Regions from separate parts of the Homo sapiens genome. Here all the other regions are linked to region 4. A link is a contact called in ENCODE Hi-C or POLR2A ChIA-PET data. All regions are on one chromosome and are shown on one strand. The core of a region is the stretch at or near the end of the contact, and the rest is flanking DNA. Distances in the headings are between cores, read along the strand shown.

Region 1 (2,700 bases), core at 1-2,500, 1.6 Mb after region 4:
CCCTGGGGCCTTCTGAGCCCTACTAGGAGAGGATTCTAGGAGAGTAGGACGCCTTGCACATAGTAAGTACTAAGTCAATGTTACTTACCAGTAAATGAAGAGGCATGGGAAATTGTTATTATTTTTGAGACGGAGTTTCGCTCTGTCGCCCAGCCTGGAGTGCAGTGGCACGATCTGGGCTCACTGCAAGCTCTGCCTCACGGGTTCACGCTATTCTCCTGCCTCAGCCTCCAGGGAAATTCTTAATCAGAAAATATGTCTTAGATTTTTGTTTTAAAAGAGAACTGGCAGGAGCTCCAAATACACTAAAGCTCCAGTCTGAAATGACAGTCCCTGAGCATTCAATCTTTGGTCTAAGAAGCACAGAAATGTAATGCAAACCAGACACGGTTTTTTTAGTGATTTTCTGCACACACACACACACACACACACACACACAGTAAAAAGATCTAGTCATAACGTGTGCACCTGCAGTTCCAACTACTGGGGAGGGTGAGGCAGGAGGATCACTAGAGGGCAGGAGTTCGAGACTAGCCTGGGCAACATAGCAAGACACCCACCCCCAGTCCCCCCCGGAAAAAAAGAATAAAAAAGGTAAAAATAATTTTAAAAAGAGTAAAAGGAATGTAAAAATAATTTTAATGCATTTTATTTAATCCAATACATTAAAAATGTTACCTAACATGCAAACAATATACAAATTATTTTATACGACGTCTTTGGAATCCTGTATTTTACACGTAAAGCGCATCTCACTCCGGACTAGCCAGGTTTCAAGCACGTGATAGCCGCACAAGGCTGGAACCCAGGCCTGGGGAATTAATTCTTGTCCTCGGTGCTCAAACCATTCTTCCCTTCAAGCCTGGCCTAATCCCCAGTCTCTCTCATCTCTTCGAATACGCTCCGCGGTTATGCCCCTCACCTCACTGCACTGCAAATATTTCGTCCACTGAGTATTTGCTGATCGTCACTCAGTGCCGGGTGACCCAGCTTGACCAGCACCCGCAGCCGCCCTGCCACTGTTGGGCCGGGTATGGTGTGTCTGGCTTCCCTCTGTTCTGGGCCGGCTCCGAAACGCGCTCAAGAGAAATCGGAATCAGACACGGGGCAGTTCAGCTTTGGAAATGAGGAGCTCGAGGCTCCTGGGAGTCCGTTGCGGGCAGGTGGGCGCCGCTGTTGTGTCGGGAGAGCCAGGAGCGACAGACTCAAACTCAGAAACCCAACCACCTCCGCTCCCTCCGCGATGCGTGTAACGTGCGTTGCGCGGCGTCGCCCTTTAATAACGACGGGCGCTCGGAGTGCTGCGTCACTCGCCACCAGGGACTTAGGCGGGACTTCCGGGCGCGCGTAGGCACAACTTCCGGAAGGAGGCGGAAGAGCTTCTCGGCTCTAGGCTCTGGAGTCCCGGGAGCAGTGAGGGGCCACCCGGGGCACAGGAAAGGGCCGCTAGGGGAGGGCCGGGTGCACTCGGGGTGTCTGGGCCGCGGGTCTGAGGGATGAGGAGGGGCCATGGCCAGCGACGGGGCCAGGAAGCAATTCTGGAAGCGCAGCAACAGCAAGCTCCCGGGCAGGTGGGTGTGCCGCGGAGGGCCAGGTCGGGGTCAGGGGTCAGAGGTCAGGTGGCCGCGTTGGCCTCCTGGGCTGCGGGTGGAGTCGGGGGTCTGGAGAGGGCAACTTGGACTCTGAGGAGACTGCTGGATGGTGTGACGGGCGTTGGGGGGCTCGGAGGTCGGAGCGTGGGGTCTGGGGGTGACAGTGGCTGCACGTAGGATCGAGGCTTGCAAGGACGAGGAGGAGCTATTGGCGTTTTTCCTGACACTGGCAGGCTTCTTTCCGAGAAACTCCTGGGCTCCTTGGGGAGGCTGGAAGGAACTGATTCGGGTCATGCTGTGAAGTTTGGTGGAGTCCGGAAGCTGGCCGGGCTGAGGCCCCCCGTCTGCTGGGTGGATCAGTTTCTGCAGGGGGTGTGGTGTTTTTGACCCACTTGATTTGCCTGTGGTCTCTTGAGGGCTGCGGCTCTTGCCTTGAGCATAGAAGAGGACTAGAGTTTCCCTGTGAGTTTCCATGTTTCTGCTTGCTGGTGTCAAAACCACCTCCTATGTTGTGTTAGCAGGAAGTTTTTTTTTTTTTTTTTTTTTTTTTTTTTTTTTTCTTCGGCTGGAATGACCTGGGTACACCCTAGATGCTATACAGCTCCAGAGCTCCAGAGTCCTTGTCTGATTGCTGTGGCGCTGAGCTATGCCAGGGCCCTAGGGAATGAGACATTACGTGGAGGGTACCTAGGATAAAATCAGCCACTGGTGAAAACAGATCAGAGATAAGCAAACGTCAAGATTTCAGAACATAGTTCTGTTCCAAAGCTGAAGTCTGGAATGCTGAAAATTATGAATTGTGTTACGAAGATAAGTCTGAGTAGAATCATTCATAAACACAGTAAAATGGTTTGTACTCCTGTTTCATAATAAATATTATTGTTTGAGTGTTTGAATGATAAACTTTGGAATTTACTGCATCCAGTTAGAAAAGTTTACTTTTGGCCAGGTGTGGCGGCTCACGCCTGTAATCCCAGCACTTTGGGAGGTCGAGGTGGACAGATCACCTGAGGTCAGGAGTTTGAGACCAGCCTCACCAACATGGAGAAACCTAGTCTCTACTAAAAATACAAAATTAGCTGGGCATGGTGGCACATGCCTGTAATCC
Region 2 (2,700 bases), core at 131-2,630, 1.1 Mb after region 4:
TGAGAGCAGGAGTAAGAGAGAAGGGGAGGTCTTAGACTCTTAAATAACCAGATCTTGTGTGAACTAAGCAAGAACTCATCACCAAGGGGATGGTGCTGAACCATTCATAAGGGATCTGCCCTCACGACCCAATTACTTCCCACCAGGCCCCACTTCCAACATTGGGATCACATTTCAACATGAGATTTTGAGGGGACACACATCCAAACTACAGCAAATCCTATTGGGGGCAGAAATGAATCTGCCATACATAGGCCACACCTACTATGTGCTGACATGATACAGGGAGAGGAGTATCAGGAATGACTGTTGGGGATCCCTCTGCCATTCTCCCATGAGCAGACATCCCCAGGATGAGCTGAGGGGAATGCAATGAGCAGGCCAAACTCTTTCCAAGCTGTTTGACCACACCCACCTACCCCAGCACTCTCAGCCCCTGCCTGGTGCCCTGTGCTGAGCTGGGTGAGGCTGGGGAGACTGGTGAGTGAGGGCTGCCCTGCCCTTTTTGAGCCCCCAGTCTTCTGGTGAAGGAACATAGCAACATGGAGTGATTGGTATGGATGATGCAAAACCAGGGACATGGGACCCAGAAGTGCCCGAGCCAGCCTGGAAGGCCTCTGCCCTGGGCCCCGGGTGGCTGTTTGCTGCACAGCTCTCCCCACAGCCTGCCCCAAATAAACAGCTTATCTTCGTCCCTGAAAATGGTGCTCTCGAGTTCCATCCTTTTCAGAGCGGGTCCTCCCAGACTCCTCTTCCTGCATCCTCCTCCATCCCGCTTAGTGACACTTTGCCGTGGGTGGAGCCCCTCATTTGATCCTCAAGCCCCCGAGGTGGGTATTATACCTCGTTCGCAGGCAAAGGCTCAAGCGAGGTCAGTCTTAAGTTGCTGCCCACTGACCCGTCTACCAGTCCTGTCCTTGCGTCTCCATGGCTCAGGTCAGGGTTATCCTATCTGCTTCCCACCTCTCTCCAACACATGCACTCCCCAAGGCAGGCTCCATCACCGGGCCCCAGCCCCTGGCTCTCTCCTCCAACGCAGCTCCCCAGCCGGCCTGTAAAACCGAGGACAGGCTCCCGCCACGCCCTCGGCGGTCCTCAGGCCTTGGCGGTTGGGGAAGCCCGCCAAGGGCGACGGTTCCCCTCCAGCCCCACAGGCTGTGCAGCTCCGGCAATGAGTCTCCCTCAGGTCTCTGGGTCAGCCGGCGCCCCAGTGCGTGCCTCGGGGGCAGGGATCCCGGCTTTTCACTACTGTTAGTAACAGCTCGCGCGCGCTGCTTCACAGCAGGTGGGTGAGCCTACTTTTAGTCTTCCCATCGACACCCTTAGATGGCAGTTTTAACTTTCTCCCTACACACAAGGAGCTGCTATACATGGTTCCGGCTTGACGCGGATACCTAGTGACACTTGGCGGCCAGGCCGGGCAGACTTCCGGGTGGGTGATCCCTGGCGCTGTGCGGAGCCATTCGCTGCGCTGAAGCAGTGCGCATGCGCACTGGACGCTTCTTACCAGCGTCCTGACTACAATACCCAGGACGCACCCAGCCCGCCGCCTCTCGGAGCCCTTTTCAAACCGACCAATCGGCAACCCGCGTCTCCCGGCGCCGCGTTTAAATCCGTGCCGGAGGCGCGTCCTGCATCGTCTGCCGCTTTGGGTAAGGTGGGGTCAGGGTCGGGGGCGAGGCTTGCCCGGTGGGCCCGGTGCGGCGCGGTGCCCGCCGTTTTCGGGACGGGGAGGGGCCGCGCCCCGCCAGGAGCCGGGCCTGGGCTCGAGCAGGGGTCACTGAGGCCCCTCGCGCCGTGGTCGGGGATGCCGGGAGGTCTAGGGCTGCCCCCCAGGCAAACAGAGCCCCCAACACTCTGGCCCAGAAGCCGAGAATTCCGTTATCTCGTCTGATGGCGTTCGGGCTGACTCCCGGCCTGGCGGCACTCGGGCCCTGGGGTCCCCTGGGATGCGATCATTTCAGAGCGGCCCCCGCGCCGCCTCTCCCAGACCTGGCCGCGGCCTTCAGCTCTCTCTGCCTCTGTGAGCCGAGGGCTGAAGGAAGCCGGAGCCCTGGGCCCTGACACGTACTCACTTTCTGGCCCCGTTCCACCCTGCAGTGACTTCTGACAGCTCTCTCCATGGAAGGAGGCGGCGGCCGCGATGAGCCTTCAGCCTGCCGGGCAGGGGACGTGAACATGGATGACCCTAAGAAGGAAGGCAAGTCCTTGCTGCTGCGGCGCTGTTGTTGTTCAGGATGTTCAGTAGAGATGGAGGGTGATTTAATGTTTCCCTGAGAAATTCTTTCTCAAGTGCTCGACTTGTACTCTGCACCTGTGAAACACATGACATCTGCCTTCGTTTTCTGGTTTTCTTTCACCTCCTCCCCATTTTAAGTTTCATCACAGCCAGGATTCTCATCCGTTTTATTTACCGCAGTGCTCCCATGCCCTGAACAGCACCTAACACTTTGTGGGCTCTCAAATATTTATTGTATTGAATTCGATGTTTTCTTTTTTGTTTGTCGCTGGTTTCTGTTTGCTAAGACTTATTTAGGATCTTTGAGACCATGTTAATGAGTAAGCCTGGCCCCAAACCCCTTTCTTCTTGTGTCTTTGACTGGTTTGGGTATCAAGGTGAGGGTACAGCTTCACAGAATGAGTTACAGGCCACACCCTCTTTTTCTCTCAAAGCGTTTTTATTTATTTATTTATTTATTT
Region 3 (2,700 bases), core at 13-2,512, 1.4 Mb before region 4:
ATCCCAGCTACTTGGGACACCGAGGCACGAGAATCGCTTGAACCCGGGAGGTGGAGGTTGCAGTGAGCTGGGATCGCTGCACTCCAGCCTGGGTGACAGAGGAAGACTCCATCAGGAAAGAAAAGGAGAGGCGAGGGGAGGGAAGGGGAGGGGAGCGGAGGGGAAGGGGAGGGGAGGAGAGAGGAGGGGAGGAAGGGAAGAAAGGGGAAGGGAAGGGAGGGGAGGGGAGGGAGAAAAGAAAAGAAAAGAAAAAAGAAAAGAAAAGAAGAGTCCTCTTAACAGGGGCAAGACATCCTGAAAGGCAAAGATTTGGAGAGAAAGGAAGGGAGTAGAGAGAGGGGTGATTTGGACAACCTTCAAGTAAGCCCTATACAGATGTATACCTCACAAAGTGCTTCCAAACAAAATTTCTGAGGGAGGCAGGGGTAATTATGTGCAGGCTGTGGGAGAAGAGTGTAAAAGAGCAGAGATTTTGCCGTGATACAGAAATGAGTTTGAATTCTGGCTCAGAAACTTCCTAAGATAGTTGTGTGACTTTGGAAAAGCCCCTTCACCCCACAGGTTTCAAGTCCTCGTCTGTCTACAGGAGGGAGTCAATCATGACATTCACAAGACTGCTGTGGGCACAAATGAAATCAGGGGCATGAGACATGTTGTAAACTGGAGAGATTTAGGGCGTTTCCACACACATTTCCCAGCTGATTCTCACAGAGAGGCAGGGAAGAAGACGTCACCACCGTCAGCGTTGTTTATCGTTCTTCTCCACATATCAGGTAAGCTACGGGAACAGGGGCCCTACTGTTCCCCACAGGGCCCCAGGGCCTACAACATGCCTGGCACAAGCAGACGCGCCATGAACACCTGAATAAACGAATCACCACCCCTTCGTCCCTGGGGGTGGGCAGCAGCGCCGGCCTTCTCAGGGCAGTGAGACCCACGGAGCTGCCCGCCCGCCCGGCCCCTCCTCGGCCTGTCGCACGCGCGTGGCCACCCCGAATACAGCCTTACCGGGAACCCCTCCTCGATTCTCCGCCTAGCTGGGCCGGCACCCGCGTGCGCGGACCCCAAGCCGCGGGGTCTCAGAGGGGCTGCCCATTCGGCGTCTCTAGGACGCTGTTGCCCGAGAGACGACGGCAGTCGCTGACTGGAGAATGAGCCTACGCGCCTGGCAAGAAGCTGAGCTGTGATTGGTCAATTGGAGATAAACGAGGAGGGGGCGGGGCCAGGTCAGTCCCGCGCCTCCGCTCCCGGAAGAAATTTCCGCCGGAAGTCCCGTTCTCTGGGGAGCGGGAACCCTGGCGACCCGTGTCATGGGAGCGGGTTTCTGTTACGTGGGCTTTAGCGCGAGCTGGGCGGTCGGCCCGGTCCCACCGAACTGCATAGGGCCGTGTAGCCGGGGGAAGTCAGCCCCCTGCTCTGAGAAGCAGACTCTGCATCTGTAAAAGGCTAAGCGTGCCCACTGGGGCCTGTGGTCAGGATTGGCTGCAGTGAGGTCCGCAAAGCCCCTACCGCATCCTGCGCCTTCGTTAGGGTGAGCAGTCATGGGGACTCGCATTGTGCCACCACGTAGCGGGTCTCACTGGGTCCGCTTGTCTGCTCGAGGAGACAGCCGGTGAGGACGGGAGCTGGCCTGCTTTGCCCAGGCTGTAACCTCAGCCTCCGCCCATACCCACAGTAAGCATCCATTCCATTGATATTCGCTAAATGAGTGAATTATTACTAAGACAGAGGGCCGAGTGGAAGCGCCATAAATCACGTGAGTGAATGTAATTGTTGTCGCTGACCCTATGGAGCACTTCCCTTGCCAGGCACTCACCCATCCTAGGTATGTACTTTACATGTAATTGTCATCTTCATTTGTCTTCACAACAACCCTGTGAGGTGGGTGCTGTGGTTACTCCCATTTTACAGATAGGTAACTGAGGCACACAGAGCATTTTGTTCAAGGACACACTGCCAGTCAGGGGTAGGAGCAGAATGAGAACCTATGGAGCTTGCTCTTAGGCACCCTGCCACACTGCTCACTGTGGGAGAGAAGCAGCCAGGCAGACGTGTGCAGCTTGGAATTCCTTGCACACATGGCTGCGGCAGGTCAATTAGGTGCCCTGGTGTGTGCTGCAAAGATGGATACTATGCGGTCCCTGCTGGGCACTCTGACTACTTCACTGGGCAGCTAGTTTTCCTGTTCACCAAGAGAATTCTTTCCCATGGCTTGTCTCAGACCTCCCGCACTCACTACTTCCTCACCGGACTCAATGACCATGGGTCTTATCCCATTGAGAAAATGTAATGCATAAGAATGGAATGCACTCCTTCACAATCACTTTGGCATTCATCGCCTCTTTTCCTCTTGCCCCAAAAGAGGGTCTCTTACAGAGGCCAGTCCCTCTAACTGTGTCCTGGATCCCTCCCCATTTGCCTTCTTTATTATAGGCAGTGCTCTAAGTGTGGTCTGGGAATCCCTGGGGATCCTGAGACCCTTTCAGACTGTCCATGGGGCCAAAAAATACTTTCATAACACTTAAGACTTTACTTGCTTTTTCATTGTTTTTCTCTCATAAGTATATGGGGGGATTTTCCAGAAGCTACATGATGTGTGATATTGCAACAAATTGAATGCAAAAGAAGGTAAGAGATCCAGCGGTCTTGTACTAAGCCAGATGTTAAAGAGATCTGCAAAAATAGAAAACTGCCCCTCTT
Region 4 (2,700 bases), core at 104-2,603:
ATCTCCCTTCGCTGACTGTCTTTTTGGACTCAGCCCGCCTGCACCCAGGTGAAATAAACAGCCATGTTGCTCACACAAATCCTGTTTGGTGGTCTCTTCACACGGACGCGCATGAAACCTTGGTCGTGGGCCCTCGTGGTAGAGCCCATGTCCCCCAAGATTTCTTTGGCTGTGTTACCTTAGATTTGAACAAGCACTGTACCTAAGGCGGGCGCCTTCCTCCTCCCGCTTTCAGGAATGCCCTGCTCTGCCATTCTTTTGCTTTCTCACTTCTCTAATACACTTGCTTTCACTTTAGTCCGTGGACTCGCCCCGAATTCTTTCCTACGCGACATCCAAGAAGCCTCTCGCTGGGTCTGAGTGGAGACCTCTTTCTGGTAATAAACGGACTAGGGAGATTCGACTTTGAAGGTGAAAACAAAAACCACCATCCAGTTTATAAGAAGGCGCTCGAGGCCGGGAACGGTGGCTCAGGCCTGTAATCCCAGCACTTTGGGAGGCTGAGGTGGTGGGGCGGGGGGAGGGAATCACCTGAGGTCACGAGTTCGAGACCAGCCTGACCAATATGGTGAAAACCCGTCTCTACTAAAAATATAAACATTAGCCGGGCGTGGTGGCGCACGACTGTAATCCCAACTACTCGGGAGGCTGAGGCAGGAGAATCGCTTGAATCCGGGAGGCAGAGGTTGCAGTAGGCCAAGATCGTGCCACTTCACTCCAGCCTGGGCGAACAAGTTAAACTCTCCATCTCAAAAAAAAAAAAAAAAAAAGGGCGGCACTGGAAACAGCTGGGAGTGACAGGGCCAGGGATGAGGGATCGCAAGCTGCTGGTGAGAAAGGAGCTCAGAGGCTGCCTGGCCTACGGGCCAGGAGACCTCAGCGCAAAAAGCGCAGGACTCGTTCCCCTGCTCTACAGCTGAGTGCCCAGGACGGATCTCACTGGCTGAAAAAAACAGAAGAGAAGGCACCCAATGCAAAATCAAATGTCAGCGAACGAGGGGTCCTTTAACAGGCGGCCCACACGGCCCCTCCTGGCGCCGAGACCCAGCCCCTCCGGGCCACCCCGGCCAGGTACGACCAGCAGGGTCACCTGCGCGCGTCCCCCGAGACGGGGCCTCCTGATGTGAAGCGACCCCAGTGGCACCTCACACGATTCCCGAGGGTTGCGGGCGGCCTCTCCTCAGCCCTGCAGCTCCCACACGCGGACACCGCGGGCCTCGGCCATGTCCACTGACCGACCTTCCTCGCCGGAACTCCTCGCGCATCGCCGGCCCCTCAGCGGCGACTAGCGCGCGAACATCCTGGAAGACGCGTTGCCGGCCCCACGTGAGCCGACGCCCCAAAGCGCGGCTGCTGGCGCCGGCTACGAGATCAAGGTCGGCGCGTGCGCGCTTGCGCGAGACCGGCATTCTCAGCCCCGCGCCGGTTTCCAGGGAGCTGGGCGCATGCGCCGCGTAAGGGGCCCGGCCGGCGGAAGGAGGTGCTACTGCCGGAAGCGCCGGCGCGCTTGCGCAGTAGCTGAACGCGGGCGTTTCTTTCCTCCCTTTTTTTCGAATTGGTTTTGGGGGTAGATTCGAGTTACAAAATGGCCGCCCGGAGCGTGTTCGGCGCGGTTCCCCCAGCTGTCTCTGGCTGAACCGGCGCTCTCGCCTCCCTGCCGAACACAGCGTGAGGAGCCCCCCCAGGGATATGGTGTTTGAGTCTCTGGGCTTGCCGAGCACTAAGTCCTCTGAGTTCCGCAGCGCAGCACCGGAAGCGGCCGAGCGCGCTCAGCCCGGCGACCCCTGCGGGCTCCAGACCCCTGCGCCGCTGCGCCCCGGGTTTCGCCGCAACCAAGACCCAGCGAGTGCAGCGGCGGCCGCCGAGGAGGTGAGGAGCGGCGGCGGGCGCGGGAGGAGAAGAGGCTGAGGGCGGGAGCCTGGTGCTGAGAGCCCAGGGCCGGGAGGGCGGGAGCGGGCTCGGGCCTGGGAGGGGAGTGCGAGTGCAGGGCTGGGGACTGGACCCTGGGGAGGGAGGTGCGGGTTCAGCGCCGGGGGACGGGCCCCTGGGGAGGGGTGCGGGGCCGGGGGACCAGACCCTGGGGAGGGGCTTAAGGGGCTGGAGGACGGGACCCTGGGAAGTGGGGTACAGGGCTAGAGGTCGGGACTCTAGGGAGGGAGCCTGGGTCGGGCGCACGGGCCGGGCGGGGCGCGCGGTGGGGGAGCGACGGGTGGAGGGTGGGGTGGGATGACAGCGGCGACGCAGCCCCGGCTGTTTTTGAAGCGGGGCCCGGGCCCCACCGGGCTGCGGCGTCCGACTCGAGTGAGACTCTCCCCTGCGGCCCCGCCGGAGGTAGGGGGCTGGCAGGGCTGTCCTGGCGTGGTCTTCTCCGTTTCCTTCCTAGCGATTCCTCTCGAGCTTCCTCTCCCCCTGGCCGCCCCTCGTCTCTCTTCTCTTGGGCGCATTACCTCTCTGGCCTGTCTTACTGCGTTCCCGGGTTATTCATCACCCATTTGCTCGGTTCCATTAAGAACCAGCTTGGAGATTAGGTATTTCTGTCTCCTTACTTGGCCCCCTTGTTGTTTTCCTCCAACAAGGCACTTCACTATTAAGTGTAGCCAAATCTGTGTTTTCGTTTTAAGGTGATGTTGACAAGTTGAGCTTTCCAAGGGCAGAGCTACACCAGATGCCAGAGACCACATAACTATATCAGGCACAAAT

Evidence for each region. Hi-C counts contacts between places; a loop is a spot of excess contacts on that map. ChIA-PET counts read pairs that join two places held with the same protein, here RNA polymerase II (POLR2A). Pooled maps may share reads with other maps.
Region 1: a pooled map shows a loop between it and region 4 (7-fold over the local background). The contact joins the promoter of TBC1D22A-DT here to the promoter of NUP50-DT in region 4. A Hi-C loop is called at or near these places in 1 of 37 single-sample maps with no recorded cell type and 6 of 50 pooled maps. POLR2A ChIA-PET finds 5 or more read pairs at or near these places in 1 of 52 experiments (activated CD8-positive, alpha-beta memory T cell).
Region 2: a map with no recorded cell type shows a loop between it and region 4 (14-fold over the local background). The contact joins the promoter of GTSE1-DT here to the promoter of NUP50-DT in region 4. A Hi-C loop is called at or near these places in 2 of 37 single-sample maps with no recorded cell type and 9 of 50 pooled maps. POLR2A ChIA-PET finds 5 or more read pairs at or near these places in 2 of 52 experiments (PC-9 and activated naive CD8-positive, alpha-beta T cell).
Region 3: a map of CD4-positive, alpha-beta T cell shows a loop between it and region 4 (6-fold over the local background). The contact joins the promoter of EFCAB6-DT here to the promoter of NUP50-DT in region 4. A Hi-C loop is called at or near these places in 3 of 168 maps with a recorded cell type or tissue (CD4-positive, alpha-beta T cell, ascending aorta and vagina), 1 of 37 single-sample maps with no recorded cell type and 10 of 50 pooled maps.

Annotation. Positions count from the first base shown.
Region 1 is chr22:46,761,278-46,763,977 of GRCh38, forward strand. It overlaps TBC1D22A-DT (TBC1D22A divergent transcript), which reads right to left and starts at 1,251. Exons shown (of 1, transcript NR_186691.1): 1 at 634-1,251. It overlaps TBC1D22A (TBC1 domain family member 22A), which reads left to right and starts at 1,373. Exons shown (of 13, transcript NM_014346.5): 1 at 1,373-1,571. The coding sequence starts at 1,510. RefSeq lists enhancers at 420-1,254, 991-1,120, 1,821-1,900 and a silencer at 2,021-2,080.
Region 2 is chr22:46,295,280-46,297,979 of GRCh38, forward strand. It overlaps GTSE1-DT (GTSE1 divergent transcript), which reads right to left and starts at 1,381. Exons shown (of 1, transcript NR_024009.1): 1 at 1-1,381. GTSE1 (G2 and S-phase expressed 1) reads left to right here and starts at 1,591. Exons shown (of 12, transcript NM_016426.7): 1 at 1,591-1,652; 2 at 2,101-2,200. The coding sequence starts at 2,122. RefSeq lists a silencer at 1,649-1,848 and an enhancer at 1,999-2,108.
Region 3 is chr22:43,811,160-43,813,859 of GRCh38, forward strand. EFCAB6-DT (EFCAB6 divergent transcript) reads left to right here and starts at 1,263. Exons shown (of 2, transcript NR_186822.1): 1 at 1,263-1,825. It overlaps EFCAB6 (EF-hand calcium binding domain 6), which reads right to left and starts at 1,146. Exons shown (of 32, transcript NM_022785.4): 1 at 1,009-1,146. RefSeq lists a silencer at 668-909 and enhancers at 1,241-1,510, 1,752-2,553.
Region 4 is chr22:45,162,428-45,165,127 of GRCh38, forward strand. NUP50-DT (NUP50 divergent transcript) reads right to left here and starts at 1,354. Exons shown (of 3, transcript NR_038956.1): 1 at 1,150-1,354. It overlaps NUP50 (nucleoporin 50), which reads left to right and starts at 1,498. Exons shown (of 8, transcript NM_007172.4): 1 at 1,498-1,869. RefSeq lists silencers at 1,010-1,059, 1,830-2,059, 2,090-2,269 and an enhancer at 1,427-1,949.